Linked DNA regions of Mus musculus: all the other regions are linked to region 1. A link is a loop called in an ENCODE intact Hi-C map of the cell type or tissue named here. Cell type or tissue: heart. All regions are shown on one strand.

Evidence for each region. Peaks named below come from ENCODE experiments on the same cell type or tissue, not always from the same donor. Only the 100,000 strongest peaks of a DNase experiment are listed, where the experiment ranks them.
Region 2: it touches region 1 in a loop (5-fold over the local background); 38 of 42 quality-filtered maps call a loop at or near these places.
Region 3: it touches region 1 in a loop (1.8-fold over the local background); 5 of 42 quality-filtered maps call a loop at or near these places.

What each region holds. Positions count from the first base shown.
Region 1 is chr4:134,467,333-134,469,832 of GRCm38, reverse strand. Stmn1 (stathmin 1) reads right to left here and starts at 1,513. Exons shown (of 5, transcript NM_019641.4): 1 at 1,404-1,513. In heart, no CTCF peak of the experiment used is centred here; DNase peaks (open chromatin) are centred at 782, 1,502 and 2,062; H3K4me3 peaks cover 2,500 bases; H3K27ac peaks cover 2,469 bases.
Region 2 is chr4:134,396,221-134,398,720 of GRCm38, reverse strand. It overlaps a transcript of Pafah2 not described here. Among named protein-coding and RNA genes, the nearest start is that of Pafah2, 5.4 kb to the left of the region's middle. In heart, a CTCF peak has its summit at 1,316; DNase peaks (open chromatin) are centred at 1,430 and 2,480; H3K4me3 peaks cover 1,403 bases; H3K27ac peaks cover 1,288 bases.
Region 3 is chr4:134,261,844-134,264,343 of GRCm38, reverse strand. The region is part of intron 2 of Gm42325 (a long non-coding RNA gene); the gene reads right to left. It also overlaps a transcript of Grrp1 not described here. Among named protein-coding and RNA genes, the nearest start is that of Gm42325, 6.3 kb to the right of the region's middle. In heart, a CTCF peak has its summit at 977 (motif pointing left); a DNase peak (open chromatin) is centred at 973.

The DNA of each region.
Region 1 (2,500 bases):
GAAGAATTCCGTCCCTTAATGTTTTTGTCCTGCCCAACATAAGATATTCCAGATTCAACCCAACAATGAGATCGGAGCCATCTTAATTCTGTCTACAACTCATTGTGCAATTGAAATACCCACCCCTGCTTTGTCTGTGTCTGCCACGGTGAATAACACCCAAGCTGGCAGCCAATGATATTCAAGTCCTATTGTTCCTAGGGTTTAAGCTACTAGCCTCACAGTGAGAAAATGAAGTTGTATGAACCTCTAGGTTTCTTTTGAGGGCAGGGTCTACTTAATCCAGGCTGGCTGTAAAATTACAATCCTCTTGCCTCAGCCTCCTCAGGGTAGAGGGGTGGGGTTTAGCCCACTGGGTTAACACTTAACATTTGCAAAGCCCTGGGTTCCATGTTCGATGCATACATGGGCGGGGGGGGGGGGCAGCTTCTGAGTGTTGAGATTACAGACAAGCGCCACCACACCCGCCTGAGGTTTGTCACATTTGATGCCTTATGTCGCAAACATTTTTTTCAACAGTTCTCGAGTATTTTTTTTAAAAAGATCACCATTCTTTTAGCCCCGAAGCGTATGACTAAAGGTTCCAAACACTAGACACTGCAAAAACGAAGCAACGAAAAAAAATGCATTTATCTGTAGCAGAGCACCCAACGCAGCAGACTACACAGCATGGGCGTGGTCCTGGCCCAGGCGGGCAGGCTGGCGGCCCGGGCCAATCAGAACACGCCCTACGCTCCGGCCCCTGGCCCCGCCCCTCGGCTCCCCGCGCCTTTTCGAATCTCCGCGAACCTCTCCACGCTCGGGAGCCCGCGCGCGTGGGCAGCGACAGAATGGGCGGGGCCAACGGTCCTCCGGGGTGGCCCCGCCCCTCTCGGGCTGGCAGCGCGCGGCCGTCTGCCCCCCAACTCCCGCCAAAAACACCTCGCGGACACGCAGCCCTGGGGTGGCTGTAGAGGGCTCGGTCGCACGGCCTTCACCCACTGACGGAGTGCCCAGAGCTGTCCGGGACCACCGCCCCGAAGCCCCGGGAGACCGGGCGGGCGCCGCCCCTCAGCAGCACGAGCGCCCCCAGCCTCGCTCTCCTTCAGACAATGGGGACCCCCCGAACAGCCGCGCCCGCCGGGCGGTAGATGCAGAGGACGGCTCACGCCTCCTATTGTCTCCACGCTCGCACCCGGGCTAAAGCCCAGCGCTGGCCGCGCCCCCTCCCCTCCAGCCCGCATCTCCAGGGAATAGGGACAAAAGCCAAGGCTCCGCCCGAGCTCCACACAAAAGACCAACGCCCCCCACCCGCTGGGGCTCGGGGTCTCCGCCCATCTCCTGTGCCCGGCTGGGGGACCCGCCGCGTTCCCGGCTGCTCCCCAGCCCGCCGTAGCCTCCGCCTAAGCCAAGCCTGCACCCACCTGCTCGGTCCGAGCCGCCTGGCCACACTCTGAGCACCAACAGACCTGGGCGCGCACAAAAGCGCCAAACAGCGGCACGTGACCCAGACCAGGCGCTCCGCATTGGCTGCGGGTGACGGCACGTGCCAGTCCCGCCCCGAAGCCTGGAGAGCACCGCCTCTCTGGAGAGAAGCATTTCGGGAATTGTAGTCCGGGCCAGGGGGGCAGGAGGACAATGCTAGGGGTGGGGCACTCCTGGTGGGGGGTCTCTCTAGGTGTTAGCCGGGACTAGCGTGGGTGGGTGGGGTGTCTCTGATCGGAAGAGCATTTGGCTGCGGCCGCAGGACTGAATCGGTTATGGGACTCTCTTTAGGAAAACTGCAGGGCGAGGTGAGGAGCAGGGGAGGGGTCGGTCCTAACCTACTTCTTTTAGACCTCGACCGACTGGACTCTACCTCTACCCAGCCATAGGAGTTTATTTGGCTCCCTAAGCAATATCCCTTTTGATGCCATACCCCTCCCGGTCGCCTAAAACGCCCGAAACCCTGTGACAAGATAGTGCCACTCCACGCCCCTGCACGATCCTCTACCCTCGGTGTCCTATCACGGACACACGGCAGCTTGTCACCTGTAGCGCAACAACGCAGTCCCTAACCCATTTCCTACTGGCAGATTACGGGCGTGGTTCTTCCCTTGGCCACTTGCATTCTACCCTTCAGCCTCCCGAGCTGGAAACACTGGGATCTAGGCAGGACAGCGGGAGGCTCTGGAATCTGATCTTGGGTTTAACAAAGCCACTAAGCTTAAAGGCAGACTCCATCTGGACTGCTAAAGCCTTGCGGTGACAGGAAAGGGAAGGGAAGAGCGATGGCAGTTCTAGATACACTTTGCTCCTTTTGTTCTGAAAGCACGTGCTCCCTAGAGCGGGGCTGGGCTCACTTTGAGAATGTAAACAAAAGGAGCCACAAGGTCACGGTTCCCTCTGGCCGGGATAAAGCAAAACTATAGCAGAGACACAAAGGAAATTAGCGTGACCCTGTCTGTCTAAGAACCTCTTCTCTCTGCTGACCAAAGCTGTGTCCCCACGAGGTGGTCATTTCCCCAAAGCACCTGCTCAG
Region 2 (2,500 bases), 71 kb after region 1:
GTTGTTCTAAGATAGGCTCTCTCTGTGTAGCCCAAGCAGGCCCCCCAATTCAAGATCTCCTTATCCGCCTCTCAAGTGGCAGGATTATAGGTGTGTCCCACAGTATCCAACTCAGTTACTTTTTTATGTGCATTCATGTTCTGTCTGTGTGTCTGTGAAGGCGCCAGAGCCCTGGAACTGGAGTTACAGGCAGTTATGAGCTGCCACGTGGGTGCTGGGAACTGAACCTGGGTCCTCTGGAAGAGCAGCCAGTGCTCTTAACTGCTGAGCCATCTCTCCAGGGCCCTAGCTCAGTTATTTTTTAATCTGTCATAATTATTCAAAATAAGGCTCTATATTATAGAAGGAAAAGAGAAGTTTAGGTGACTTTGTATTCGATCTCTGCTACACACACACGCACACACACACACACACACACACATGCACACACGCACGCACACACACACACACGCACACACACACATGCGCACACACACGCACACATGCACACGCACATGCACACACGCACGCACACACACACGCGCGCGCACGCACACACACACACATACACACACACGCGTGCACACACACACACATGCACGCACGCACACACGCACACGCACACACACACACGCACACACATGCACACACACACACACACACACACACACGCACACACACAATTTATTTATTTATTGAAGAGTGTGCCATGGCTCCCATGTGGAGGTCAGAGAACAATCTGCAAAAGTTGGTTCTCTCCTTCCATCATGTGGGTTCCTGGACTAGAACTCAGGTCACCAGGCATGACAGCACCTTTACCCACTGAGCAATCTAGCCAGCCACCGCAGTGAGATCGTCAACAAATGCCTTAAACTCTAAACCCATCATTCACAGCTACTCATGAGGTTGAAGACTCTGTGTGTAAAATATCTGACATGCTGAAGACATTATGACTCCGTAAGGCAGCTATTAACTAATTCTTTTAACGAACTATATGACCCGCTCCAAGTCTGACTTTCATAAACGTAAAACAGGGACATTCATAAGTAAAGTTTAAAGGACAAAACTGATACAGCCTAAGACCTGGTACATTGTAATTACTTGTACGAACATCAGCAACTATTCAGCAATCCTGGTGCTCTTTCAACAACATACCCAACTGAGGTCTTCTATTATTTCTGGCATAGATCCTTTGGCAAAATGAATTCTTCTCTCCCAGGATTTTCATGCCTGAGACACACCTACCAAGGTCCACTGAAAAGAGGCCCGGGAGAGCCCAAAGGGAAAAAACAGGGCTTTCATCGGAGCACGCTAGGCTGCTGCATTCCTGCCCCTAGCGAGCAGCTCTGTCCCTCTGCCAGCCCTGTGGCCAGAGTCCAGGGCAAGCACCCCTCTTGGGATTCCTTTCAGACAAAGCTCTCTGCAGGCTGTGGGCTTGGGGCCTATTTGATCTTTGGACTTTGGAGGAAGTGAAGAAATAACCTGGTTTTAGATGAGGACACCAAGAACTCCAGGGACGGGATTGAGCAACGAGGCGGTAAAACTAGAAAAGCCACCTGATAGGAAGGTTCTAGGGCAGCAACAAATGGCACAAAGAGAACCTCTGTTGGTTTTGGAGGCCTTACAGTTTACAAAGTACTTTCATACACGGAAATATAAAAGAAGAGGAGGAGGAGGAACAGGAAAAGAGGAGAAGGAAGAGAAGGAAGAGGAGAAGAGGAGGAGGAACAGGAAGAAGAGGAGGAGGAGGAAAAGTGAAAAGGAGACGAGGAAGAGGAAGAAGAGGAAAGGGGGATGGGGGAGGAGGAGGAGGGGGAAGGAGGAGGAGGAGGAGGGGGAAGGAGCAGGAGCAGGAGGAGGAGGAGGAGGAGGAGGAGGAGGAGGAGGAGGAGTGTGTCCCAGAGAGCCTGTGTTATTCGCCCAAGGTCAGGGAGAGTGAGGCAGAGTTCTTTGCTGCACTTCAAGTTCACAGTACTGCGAGGAAGAATTTGGGTGTCTTCCTCCACCAGTATGTAAAACAGGACAGCGAAGAGTGGAGCGCAGTGTGAAGGGCACAAAGCTGCCCTCTCCCAGGGAAGTGAGGCAGGGTCAGGGCAGGAATCTCAGGTGAGGGAGTGACAGTCCTCGATGACCCTGAAAGGGCTTAGGTGCGGGGTGGATTCTGACAGGACTGATCTGAATAGGAAACAGAGACGATGAAGAGCAAAGATTAACGCGCAGATTCTGGCACTGAGACACAAAGAGGGCCCACGCTGGAAGATGAAAAAGTCTTTGGAGAGCTCAGTTAAGAATTGGAGCTTCGGTCAATCAAACTTACCCAGTCACGCTGATCATTGAAAAGTAACCTCAGAAGGGTTACTCGACTAAAACCCGACACCGCCCAGGAGCCCGTGGCCTTCTGGGAGTAGTAGTTCTTTCACTTAACGTGCGAACTTAAACTCATCTCCTGCTTCTAAGTGTTATCACTACAAGTCCCAGGATGCAGCATGGCTCCTTGTCATCCATAGCACTACAATTCCCA
Region 3 (2,500 bases), 210 kb after region 1:
CTTGCTATAGAATCTGTGCTGATCTCATACTCACAATCCTTCTGCCTCAGACTCTCAAGTGCTGGAATTAAAGGTGTGTACCATCTTGCCTGCCTGATGATGGTCCCCCAGTATCAACCTTGGCACATATTCTGTAGCAGTTCCTGCTCAGACAAACATTACATCCTACAGGGAAGCTCTTTAAACAATTCAAATAGCTTCAGGAAGTTCCTGAAACTGAGCAGATTCACTAAGCCTCTTCTTAAGAGTAGACAAGCCAAGTTTCTGAGAGTCACTCTCAGACCAGCCAAGTTGCAAAGAGAACTCTGAGACCAGTCCATCTGCTTGAAAGAAGCAGAAACCAGCTGAGCTGCCTTGAAGAGGTTTAGACCCATTAAGGCAACCTGGAAAGGATGCTCTCCAACCTGTTGAACTGCCTGCAAGCTGTGTGGTGTGCTCCAGGTTCACAGCCATGTTGTGGTGGGCTTTGGTGATGGGGCTGTCTTTGAGTCACTTCAGCTCCTGTAAATGACCCCTCACCCATATTCATGTAACAACTCCAGTAAAACCCACAGGTTCCCCAAGGTGGACTTTGGCGGTATTTGTACTTTGATCCTCCGTGGGCTCGTTATTTGGGACAAGTAGATGTGTGTGTTGCATGTTCCCAAGAAAGTCTTGTCACACGATAGCACTCCTCAAGAGCTTAATAAATGTCAGGGATTAACTGATCACAACAACATATGATGTAAAGCCATCTCCTAATCTCCCAGAAGGAACACTGATAGAGGTTCCCAGCCTTGTTGGTGGTGGTGGTTAACTACCTTTACTGGACACCCGGCATCCACATAAAGAACTGTCTAAACCCTTCCAGGTGGCTTAGGACATCAAGGATGTCTGTCCAGGCAGCCATGTGGGCAGACTCAAGAGCTCTGGAAGTCCTGGAAAAGACCGGGAAGTTGAAGAGGAATCAGGAAGGTGTCCTGCCTGGTGCAGCCTGCCCCCTGGTGGACAAGCTTGGATAACCCTACACTTTCAGGGTGTTCAGGCACAAACCACTCCCCGGAGAGTTTCTGCACCGCTCCAGTTGCACGAATTTGCCTGTGGATTTTGTCAGGTCTGGTTTGTTAACGTTGGAAGCAATATTATTATGGTGGCAATTTATCATGTGTGGTTAACCAAGACTTGGGCGATGCTATCTCCTGATGGTCAATTGAGATGCAGGGGCAGGCGCTCTGCATCTTAAACCTCCAAAGGGGAGCAGCGTGATCTGCATCTAGCTCACTCATCCCACGAAGGCTCATCCCCAGCTCCTTTTCGTCTGTTTGGATGCTGGTGACTGAGCCCAGCGCCTCATCCACGCTAGTTTGTTTGTTTGTTTTTGTTTTTCGAGACAGGGTTTCTCGGTGTAGCCCTGGCTGTCCTGGAACTCACTTTGTAGACCAGGCTGGCTTCGAACTCAGAAATCCGCCTGCCTGGGATTTTAATCCCTGTGCTGGGATTAAAGGCGTGCGCCACCACGCCCGGCTTGTTTTTGTTTGTTTGTTTGTTTGTTTGTTTGTTTGTTTTTGTTTTCTCATCCATGCTAGTAAGTGCTCTACCAGTGAGCTGCAGCCCCGGTCTGTTTGAGGGCAGGAAGGGACATCAAGTGGCTTGACTTTTGTACCCCACTTTCTCTGGTCATCAAATACAGGCTGTTCTGGGCAGCGAGTGACCTCGGCAGCAGCCTCGGTGGACTTAGAGAAGGTAACGTTGCTAAGGGGCCTGGCCATGTGTGGATGGCAAGTCCTCCCTTGAAAACTGGTCCCGATCACACCACCATCTGCACTGAGAGAGAAGTTGCTGCAGATGCTGCTGGCTCTTCCCGAGGGAAGCAAAGGATTGTGGGAGGACCCAGCCCCAGCCCCTCTCCCTCCTCCCAGCTCTCCCCTCACAACTTCTCCAAGCCTCCATGGCTCCCAGGGTGGCACAGTGCAGGCCCTCATGCTGTCAGAGTGCCCGAGTACCTGGCTCCCATTCCCTGCTGCTGCCAGAGTTACATGACATGTCTGTTTACAATGACCAGTTATCAACACAGGACTCCAAGAAGCACCCAGGATCCCCACAGATTCCTCCTCATCCCTGCTGAGTCCCAGAGGCTGCATTCCCGACTTAGAACCAGAGTCAACGATGCCTGGTAAGATGGGGTGTCAAGACTCCTTTCTTCACTCTTTGGACACAAGAGGCAGCCATAGCTTTGTAGTTCAATGCAACTCCTATGGACAAGTATGGGGTTCTGGGCTAAAGATGTCAGTTAGGAGAACACGCTGCTCTTGCAGAGGACCAGAGTTCCGTTTGCAGCACCCACATCAGGGGACTCACAACCATCAGTAACTCCAGCTCTGGTGCCCTCTTCTGGCCTCTGAGCTCACCTACGCTGCTGTGAGCATTGTCACACACAGACAGGAGCACACACCTTCAGTAAAAAAGAAAAGCGTGAGGAGCCTTAAGAGGACCAGAAGTTTCAGTACTGCAAAACCCAAAG